2 separate regions of the Homo sapiens genome follow, and region 1 is linked to region 2. Evidence: chromatin loops called from intact Hi-C (ENCODE). Cell type or tissue: psoas muscle. All regions are shown on one strand. Links, peaks and the distances in the headings refer to the core of each region. The heading gives the core; the rest is flanking DNA. Region 1 has its middle 86 kb from the start of CCDC112. Region 2 has its middle 73 kb from the start of FEM1C.

Region 1 (5,384 bases), core at 62-5,061, 89 kb after region 2:
AGACTTCCATATTTATATGTTTTATTTTACAACTTAATTTTTTTCATTCAACTTTATGTTTCTGAAATCTATCCAGGTTGAAGTGTGTATATGGAAAGAAAGGCATTTTAATCTCACCAGTAAATTGTCTCTAAATCACTTTAAGTATTAGATTATTTGTGGAACTATTTCCTGTAGGGTGTCAATCATCCCATGGTGTGTGAATTGTTGCAAGGTTTAGTCTTGAGAAGTGAATGATACCTCCTAACTTCGTTCTTAATAGCTGGACTTGGGGGGTTGTAGAAAGGTCAGAAGGAGGACAAAAACTGTTCTATTAGGTAATTCCTACATTCTCTTTCTATTGGCTGTCCCTCTTGTTATCCTTTCTAACCCTGCTACCCCTTCTCCAACATCTCTGTTTTCTGTCTTTCATTCTCTAGTGTAGGTGAATCATCAGAACAAGTACCTGGTAATCAGTGAGGAACAGCAGGAGATTTCCACTCAGCCCTCACAAGACAATGCAAGGCCCCACAGGACAGAAGATAACGGAGTTTCAGTAGCTGAGCTCCAAACTTTAATGTCTTAAAGCTCAAACTCAGTCTGTCCCTAATGAATACATCATCTTTCCCCATGAGTTGCTGTGCCATCAATGTTCCCAACTTCAATATCCACCCCATTGCCTGGGAACTGTCCTTCACTCCTACCTTTCTCTCTACTCCCAGTAAATTATGCCCTAAGTACTACTATTCCTATCTCCTAAATATCTTCATTCTTTTATTTCTGTATCATTCCATGCCATCACCCTCACCTTGGTTACATTAACTCACTCCCAAATTATTGTAGCATGTGCTCAACTGGGCTCCCTGTGTACAAACTGTCAGAATCAAAATGGAGTCACTTGTGTTAAAAAGCAAAAACAAACACCAAACCAACACATGACAAATAGAGCTGGGGAATGTCATAAAGCTGTCTCATGCTTTTGTGCCTGATAACAAAAAAAACTATCACAGAAGATTCTGCAAAAGCTACCTTGCAAAAAGGCCACAGCATCCTTACAAAAATACTTCTATAAGGACATCTTCCCTGCAAATGCATGTCCAAACTTAGACTGACATCACCCTTGTTATTGATCTTTGTAATAGCCAAGGATAATTGTCTCAAAACAAGTATGCAATTCTCCTCATTTTTCCTTTAAAAACCTTTGTCTCCCTTTACCTTCCTGAATGCACATATAGTTTACCATGGTACATTTATTCCCATGGCAATGCCCATTCCTGAATAAATATTATTTTCTTTTAGAGAGCCTCTCTCTGATATATAGGTTGACAGCTGCTCTAGTCTTGCCCCCTCCAATCTATCTTTCACTCTGCAGGCTAGAGAAACCAAATCATAATACTCCCCACTGGCCTTGAGACAGAATCTGAACTTCTAACAAGATTTACAGTGCCTTCAAATCTCTCTTTTGCTTCTGTCTCTGGTCTCATTTCCTATCCTATTTGCCTCAAACTTCATTTATCCATCAGCATTTTTTACTTTCCCAAATATACCATGCTCGCCTCACCTCTAAGGCCTTCACAGGTGCTCTTCCCTCTGCTTAGAATACACCTTCATCCAACTTGAATCAGCTTTAATACTCCTTTCTGCAAGCACTCTGACAAAAGCCCTTTCCTCGACCAAACTTTAAACAGCTCCTCAGAGTCTTCTTTTTGACCAGGCCTCATCCTTGGGCCCTGTCCTTGGCCTGCTGAAGCCTGTTTCATCAAGCATCCTCCTAGTCAGTTTAGATTCCCCCACCCTTGATATCTCACCAACCTTGACATCTGGTCAAGTTCTTCATCTTCTCTGCTAACCTTGAGTTCTAAGTCTTTGGTCCACCTTTATCACAAGTTCTGGGATGCCAGTTTAGCAAGAATCCGCCAACACTTGATGTCCCTCTTAGTAACTTTCCATCCACAGACTGCTTACTCTGCTTGCTGGCTATAAATCCCCGGCTGTCTGCTGCATTGAGAACTGAGCTCAGTTCTATACTAAAGTCTCTTTCCCTTCCTGCAGTAGTTCTTCCTGCACACAATCTGCCTTTATTGCCTTTAACTAGTGTCTAGCTTGTTTCTTCGACAACTCCTTGATCCCTAGACTAGGCTGACACCCATCATATGCCTCCTCCACTTTCCTGGTGACTGCCATAACACTTTATTGTAACTTCTATAACTGGGGGCTTTTAAAAACTGAATTGTATGTCCTGAAAGCAAGTCTTAGGTCTTATTTACCATCGTATTCCCAGCATAGCATAGAGCTTGGCACACATAGGATACAGGCAGTATTTGTGGAATAATGGAATGAATTTCCAGTGTTCTTCACTTGCCTGTATGGAATGTTTCAGCATAACAGGCAGTTTTAACCATCAGGGGGTAGTATGTTGAGCCTATGGCATGGATGAAAAGAGTCCATCTATTTCTTAACTATTGCACAACTCTTAAAAAGTCCTTCCTGCCTCTGGCCTGCCATGGAGCAGAAGCACCAAACTGATTTTCTCCAGCAATGGCCCCAGGTAGACCTGGCAGCTGCCTACCTCATTTGCTTACTCTAGCTGGCTCTCTCATCACCAGTGCCTACAATTCATTGTTGTACTCTCTATATTTGTTTACCTGTCTCTCTGCATTTTCAGGCTGCCACAAAAAATAGACTAGACCTAAACTGATCAAATTTTGTTCTCAGGCACAAGAAGTTCTTCATTTAATGTAACCATTTCTCATTTTGCATCTGTTTCTCTGCTTAATTATTCATTAATTCGTGGAAGTAATCGACTGGTTTTGATACATTTCACACACTAATAAAGAGTTTCACATACATCTTAGGTTTGATTGGGGGCTTTCTGTTATCTTGAAACAGAAGTAGCCAATAATTTCAAATGAAGGTATCTTCATTTTCTAATGTATTTTAATAAAGTTTGGAATGTAAGTAGAGGCAAACAAGACAGTAATTACATGAAGTGAAAATTATCTTTTAGGCAAATATAATAGGTTAATATTGGTATCAAGAGACCAAAGGGACCATCTGTAAGTCCTTCACAGACCACCAGGGTTGCACTCAGTGAAACCCCTCTTCTTAATGATGCTCTGTCATGGTTTTGAAGGTTTATGGAAAAGAGAATTCTGTAACCTTTCTGGCAAACCCTCCTAGGTGTTAGAAATGCTGACTCAGGAAAACCTGCGTCTGTTAATTTTTCGCTTGAATTCTTCCTGCTGCAGGTAAAACCTAATTCTGTTTGCCTTTTTGCAGTGTGGGAGAAAAAAAGATGTTAAGATTGGATGCCTATAATCTCATCTAATGAGTAATAGATATAAGATTTGAACGAAGACCTGATTCTAAAGCATGCCTTATTTTTTTTTCTTAACCAATGAACTTCCTTGCCTAGTTAATGGGATTGTTCAGTACTACTTAGGGATTTATTTCCCTAAGTAGCTTGGATTAAAGGTAATGCCCACTATTGGCCATAAATCCTTGTGACTCTAGCTCTATTTCCAGGAGTCCAGGGCAGTAAGGCAGCCCACAGGCTGCCTTTGGAAATACTGGAAATGGAAGCAGAAGACTGTAATGCGTCATAGCCCAGTGTGCTTCCTGAGCTAGCTAGAAAACTCTGTCCCTGGGCACCCCAGGCCTTTGGTACAGTTTTACACTTTTTTTTTTTTTTTTTTTTGAGATGGATTCTCACACTATTGCTCAGGCTGGAGTGCATTAGTGCAATCTTGGCTCACTGCAACCTCCACTTCCCAGGTTCAAACAATTCTCCTACCACAACCTCCTGGGTAGCTGGGCTAATTTTTATATTTTTAGTAAGACGAGGTTTCATCCTGTTGGCTGGGCTGATCTCAAACTCCTGACTTCAAGTGATCTGCCAGCCTTGGCCTCCCAAAGTGCTGGGATTACAGGCGTGAGCCACTGCACTGGCCTACGCTTCTTATTACCATACACCACTCTGACATTTGAAAAGTGGTAAAAGTTAATCTGAGCTCAAGAATAGTAACTATCTTAGATCCTTTGTAAAATGAGGACAATAATAGTCCCCACTTCTTCATTCTAGTGAGGATCAATGCTGTATTACATATAAAGTGGTTGGAACAGAGCCCAGTAGATAGTCAGCTCTCAATAAAGCTTGCGTATGAATACTATTTTTAAATTGTTGCTTCTATTATTGTTATTGTTTGAGAGCAAAATATTTAAACACAGCTGCAGTTAATTAAGAACCTCCGTAGTGAGGTTCCTGACTGGCCAATGACTCAGCTACTAAGAGAAAGAGGAAACGCCAGTAGTTGCTGCTAAAACATGCACACCCTTACACAGGTGCCTGGAAACCCTGAGAATTTTATGCATTTACTTTAGCTTTTCCCAGAATTATATCCACTGTTTTAGAAAATTTTAACTTACTAATAAAATATTATTATACATGATTCTTGTCCCCAAAGTCTTCCTTTGAAGTACTCCTATTTATACCATATAGCTCTTAAGTTTCTCTGTTTGATGATAGCGTATTGATTATTCACATCCAGAGATTGTTTTTTATTGTGTTATATCTACTCTTGAGATTTTTAAAAATTCTTGTTTCTTTCTTCATGTTGTATAGTTTTGTTTCACATAAAGATCTATTATCTTGCATTAATGTTTCTTAAATACTGTTTTTTACACTTCTTAAAACTTAAAAACTTTTTTAAAAAATTATACTTTAAGTTCTGGGATACATGTGCAGAATGTGCAGGTTTCTTACATAGGTATACACATGCCATGGTGGTTTGCTGCACCTATCAAAAAAACTTTTAATTATATAAATGCACAAGCTGCATAAAATTATTTACTTACTATAAAAACCTCCAGAAATGTAAAAGGTCCTTATAAGCACTTGTCCATACTTTATTAGCTTCAAAATATTGAACACCTGTTTAAAGTTATAATTGTAGAAACTGTCTTATTTTAAGGTATATAACAAATAAAGCTCAGAAACACAATGGCGTTGTTATAACGTGTCACCTGACATTGTCAACAGTGGATTAATTAATAGGCGTGGTTTCTACAGGATCATTAGATAGATTTTGTATTCATTTTGATCAGATGTTCATCTCTACACAAAGTTCGAGGGGAGTGCAAATATGTCATGGGAGTATGCTACCATGCTGTACCTCCACCCCAGCCAGCCCCTACCCACTCCACCAACAGCCCTATATTTGTCGATGTGTGAACTTGCTTGAGCCGGGTGGACTAGAAAATACCTAAAGGGAGTTTATTAAGAAGAGAAATGATATGTTTCAGTTCTTGGTAGCAGTCTAGATGCTGGTGAATGTTAGGCCACCACCGTCCATATCGTGAACTCTCTGAGAGACAACTCTGGCATGGCAAATGACGTGTGATCATGT
Region 2 (5,384 bases), core at 215-5,214:
AGGCCTTGGGTGGGGCCATGGAATCTGTATTGAAACAACTCTTCCAGAGATTTGGATGAGCAATCATATCTGGGAGAAACTTTTCTGGAAAACCCACTTTCAATAGTTCAAGTTGATCCAGGTCACCAACTAGTTTTGTTGAACTTGTTTTTGTTAACTAGACTTTGCTTCCCAGCATCCCTTTTCCCTTTCTTCTGATAATAGCATGTTGATTTTCATAGGGGACACCATCTCTTTCTTCTTTTCAGTCTGTGGGGCTCCGGAGGAGGTGACCCCACCTCTGGTTACAGCAGTAGCTCATAACCCGTGGTGGCCAGTTAATAGATTCTGTCCTTTTTGAAAAAGTGATTGTTTCAAGAATAGACACATAAAACAACCTGGTTCAGTAAAACCAATCCTTGGATTTTTGCCAGATATTGCAAAAGAAATTTTCTTTTTCTTTTGAGATTGCTAATCTGGAGAGATGTAAACCATGGCCTGCTGATGGCCATCTTGCCTCCATGAGGGTGGGGCTGCTTGAGAACGGAGCCGAGATACGAGAAAATTTGAGGGGATGGGAGTGCAGAGAGAGAGAAAGTCAGATCCCTGGTAACATCATGTAAAGCCCTAAATCAATCAATGCCATGCCTAAAGCTAGATCATTACCAAAACTTTCTCTTATAGGCACCAACACATTCCCTTTTCTTCTATTTAGCCAGTTTAAGTTGGGTTTCTGTCACTTAAACCAAATATATCTTTCATAGCATTTTCAAATTGCCCTTCCACTCTAGCTCCAGATGGCCTGGGAGGAACATAAACAAAGCTCCTAAATCTCACTGCCTGAAATTATTTGAGGTCAGGAGACTGAGTCTGAGTCCTAGTGCTACCATCATTCACTAATAATGATCAGAAACAAGCAATATCGTCACCTGTAAAGCATGCACAGGGTTATTGTGATAACTAAATGGGATGAAGCATCTACATTTACTATCTCAGCGGTATGAACGTGTTAAAATGTAAATGTGGGGCTCAAGAGAAAAGCAGTGATGACATTTGGTGTCTGCTCTGTGCCAGGCACTCTGCATATTTAATCTTATTTCATCTTTACAATAGTCCTGTGAGGCAGGTTGTGGTGAGGGTTCACATTCACATATAGAGCACCTAGTATATTTCCTGGTTTGGAGAAGTTGCTCAATAAATATTAATTTCCTGTTATAACTGTGCCACCAATTTAGAGACTTTGGATAAATAATATATCCAATCTTCAGATTCCTTTGACTAGAATATGGGGGCTTGAACTAAATGGTATTTAAGGTTCCATGTAGGCTTAATTGTTTAAGACAAAATTTTTGAACATGGCACTTGGAAAAAGCGTTCCATGATCAGAAAGGCTGGGGACAGGCTGGGATCAAAGTTAAGCAAGATCTTGTCCAGGGTCATGTAGCAAATCTGTAGTCAAGCCTGAGGTGATGGTGTTCTGTATCTTGATACGGGTTTGGGTTACACAGGTGCATATGTTTGTCAAAATGAGGCACCTGTAGACTTAGTATTTGTGCATTTCATAACATGTAAATTTTACATCAAATGAAGTGTTTAGATGGAAACATATTGAAGCCTGTAATTTACTTCAAAATGCACCAAAATTAGGAAGAAGTAATGGATGGGTAGAGGGATAGCTGAATGGACAGATGCAACAAAGCACAGATAGTAAAACTATAATGATAGAATTTAGGTGGGGCTATGCCAGTGTTCACTAAAAAGTGCCCTCAACTGTGCCATATGAGATTTTTCATAATAAAATGTTAGAAAAAAATAACCTAGAGCCAAGCCTGGATTTCTGCCCAAGAGCTTCGATCAGCCCATGGCACCTGCTTCCCTCGGGGCCTCCATGAGAGGACCCATTGCCTAAGGGTATGAGTGCTCCTTCTCTGTAGGACTTCTAAGCTGAGACAGGCACACTCTTCTTTTGTGGCAATTCCCCTCCTGGGCAAACAAGGCTCACCCTTTCTCATAAAAAGGGAAGCAAGATTTCCTCTAGCTCATTCCCCTCATTTTAATGAGAGCCAAAGCTAAAGAGGCCACAGGGAACAGTTCTGAAATAATCCCTTTCTTCAGCTGTCATCGCCTCTACTCCCAGCTGCTCCCTTGGCTTCGGCAGCTCCTTTCCTCTAACAGTCATTTTAGCACCCTTGCCCCTCCCTTGGCCTCCCTCTCTCCTCTTGGCCTCGTTTCTGGGCCCAGCAAGCCGTGGAAACATCTGAGATTCCTCTTTTGCCTTCCCTCTTTTAATCTTATCTGAGACAAGTCCAGGGGTTTAAGCAGACTTCTCTAATTATGGTTTTAGTCTGTTTAATAAATTAATCAGGCACATCAAATCTGCTCCTGCTCTTAAACTCTGACTTCAGTCCATTTTTGCATAATAATAGCTCCTGTCATTTGCATTTGCTTTTCTTAATTCCAAGCCCCTTTCGTTCTCTATTCATTGCTCTATATACATTTTCACAAGCTAGATTGGCAAGTATTATTTCTGTTTCACAGATGGAGACTCTGGGAGATGTTACAAATTAAGAGTTATTGAGTTCCTACTGTGTGCACTCACTGTGCTGTCTGCTTCTATGTACACAGTCCCGCTTGAAATCCACAACCTCTTTGTGAGGTGTCTATTGTATGGGCACCACTTTTGCAAATGAGGAAACTGAGGCCCAGAGAGAATATTTTCTGAGGTACAACCACCAGATGGTAATTGCCATGAGAAGTGCAGTCCCACAGAATGTCAGAGCAGGAGGGATGTTGGTAGCTTCCTAGGCCAACTTCTATATTTTCTGGTTGAGGATATTAAGGCCTAGAGAGTTAAGTGAGCTATTTAGAAGCGAAGCTAGAATTAGAACTCAGGTCTAAATTTTCTGACTTGGCCCAATTTAGCAAATGAGAAACTCCACATAGCTCCAGACATATGGGGAAAGTTGGAGTGTTACACGCCCTCAGGGTATCTGGATGCCACTCTGTGCTGGCAGTGCACTTTTAAAATCTGGCATGAGCTGAGTTGGGTTGTCTTGAAAACTTAGCCACTCACAGCCTGTGAGGCCCTCGGGCAGCCCAGACATAACCGATGTTCCCTTGTGCAATACTCGTCTCCTGTGCCAGGAGGCTTTGAAAGCAGGAGAAGCATCAACAGTTGCAGTATAAACATGGGAATGGGGAGTGAATGGAAAAACATGGTGCATAGACCCCAGACCAGCTGGGCACCAGGGTCTGTTCCTTTACAGCTCACACCTGCCACATCTCGATTCAGTTTGATTGGGCTTGAGGGTGAATGGGGAATACAAAGCTGGATTTTTTCATTGGCCTGGGATTTGCATCACTTCCATGCCAATAGCATAAACTTGCTTGTCTGATACACTTTGCATATGGCTGTTCACACCCAAGTGTCGCAGACAGAAAGAGTCTTACTTCTGAGCTGATAGAGCTGATATTTGCTTTCCTTTCCTAACAGAGTTGAGAGTTAGGTCAGAGGTTTATTTGGTTTATTTATTTGTATATTTAGTTGCTTGTATATTTGCTAAAATTGCTTAGTCCTCTAACACCATGGGGCTCCTATCATTGAGGGGGAACCATGCCTTATAAACTGTCCTGTGGACAAGTGGCTCATAAGTCTGAATGTTGTATAACAAGGGATTCTGTCAGGCTGGACTTTAAGGTTGTTTGGACTCCCAATCAGCAGAGGACTCACCTCTCACTAGAGGTGTGACTGAAAAGAGAGAGCACTGATCCTGCCACCGTGCAACTTGGATTGGACTAGTGATGCCCACATATGGTATTTTGTAAGGTGGAATGAGTCAGACATTGGTAAATGCACTACTTCCAGACTCTTGGTATATGACCATTATTGGGCTCCATAAGGCTGGATCAGTCCCTTGGTGTTGGGATGGGATTTCCCAGAAAAGAATGGATATCCTCATGACCAGTCTTCCTAGAGCAGATTATTTCTAGACAATGTGACCATGAAGCTGAAAATCAAATTGGGGCTATTTGGGGAGTGAGGGGGGAACTATTAATAATTACTAATAATTACACTGAGACATCAAGTGTAAACTGGGACGGATGGTCATTCTCCTCTTACAGTACTAAGAGGTGAGATAAGGGAAAATACTGCCTCTCTGGGCTGGGAGGTAGAAGCCTGGAGCACTTCCCTGCCACAATGGGCCCTAGAGAAGAACAGGGACATAATGGACCCTGAGGGCAGGTCTGGGTCTTGGCACTTACTAGAAGCTACTCCCTGAATTGTACTTCTGATTCATTATCCATTATATATATTTATGAGGCATAGTCTCACTCTATTGCCCAGGCTGGAGTGCAGTGGCGCGATCACAGCTCACTGTAGCCTCAAACTCCTGGGTTCAAGCAATTCTCATGCCTCAGCCTCCCTAGTAGCTGAGATTACAGGCCTGCCACAACTCCCAGCCAATTTTTGTATTTTTAGTGGAGACGAGGTTTTACCATGTTGGCCAGGCTAGTCTCGAACCCTTGGCCTCAAGCAATCCACCCACCTTGGCCTCCCAAAGTGCTAGGATTACAGGCATGAGCCAACGCACCCGGCCAATTATGGTTCCTTAAACATTACCACCCTGCCAAATGTCCAGGTGGCAACGTTTAAGGAACCTGCACATAAAAATCAGAGATGTTTGTGATTGTGCTGGGCACAGAAGAGTCTGGGGGACTTACCTCCCGGGAGTGGGCAGGACAAGAGGCAGCAGATGACAGCAGCACCAAGACACTGGTGCAGACAAGGCAGAGCCCAGGGACCAAGTAAGAAGAGGCAGGGGGAGGGGCATGGGTAGTGGCCATGGCTGGCTTGCCAAGGACCTGAGCCATCTGTGAATGCAGCGCTGGCTCTGAGAACTTTACTCACCTTCCCAAGTCCACGTTCACTCTTTCCCACCTGAGTGACCTTAAGAGGGTTTTTCCATTGCAATCACAAGCAAAAATGTTTTTGCTTTCTGTTGCTATTGTGTTCCTTTGTGTGGCTCCTTACCTTTGGAGAGATAATGGATGTCTTCGGGAAGAAGTCTGAGCTCAGGCTTCCCATGCCCTCGCACACACCTCCAGAATGGCATTTAAGTTCTGAATTGTAATTGCTGTTGGCTTATGTCTCTCCCACTCCCTCTGCTAACAGCAACTTGAGGTTGTCACATGCCCAGTGTCCAATGCAATGCCAGGCAAAAAAGTAAATCTAATTAAATGAAGGAGCAAGATGAAAATGACACTGAGCTGGCATATACAAAGGTTAAGATATAGACTCCATGTTCTTCAAGGTCTCAAATATCCATGTGGATTCTCCAAGATAATATAAAAACTCTATTCTCTCATTTTTCTATTGCTTTCAATTTGATTTTGTTAATCTGCTT

What was found. Hi-C counts contacts between places; a loop is a spot of excess contacts. Peaks named below come from ENCODE experiments on the same cell type or tissue, not always from the same donor. Only the 100,000 strongest peaks of a DNase experiment are listed, where the experiment ranks them.
Region 1: a loop joins it to region 2, with 2.2 times the contacts of the local background. A loop is called at or near these places in 13 of 110 quality-filtered maps.

What each region holds. Positions count from the first base shown.
Region 1 is chr5:115,380,251-115,385,634 of GRCh38, reverse strand. No RefSeq gene overlaps it. Among named protein-coding and RNA genes, the nearest start is that of CCDC112, 86 kb to the right of the region's middle. In psoas muscle, for the core only: no CTCF peak of the experiment used is centred there; no DNase peak of the experiment used is centred there.
Region 2 is chr5:115,469,544-115,474,927 of GRCh38, reverse strand. No RefSeq gene overlaps it. Among named protein-coding and RNA genes, the nearest start is that of FEM1C, 73 kb to the left of the region's middle. In psoas muscle, for the core only: no CTCF peak of the experiment used is centred there; DNase peaks (open chromatin) are centred at 2,177 and 3,057; H3K27ac peaks cover 2,486 bases.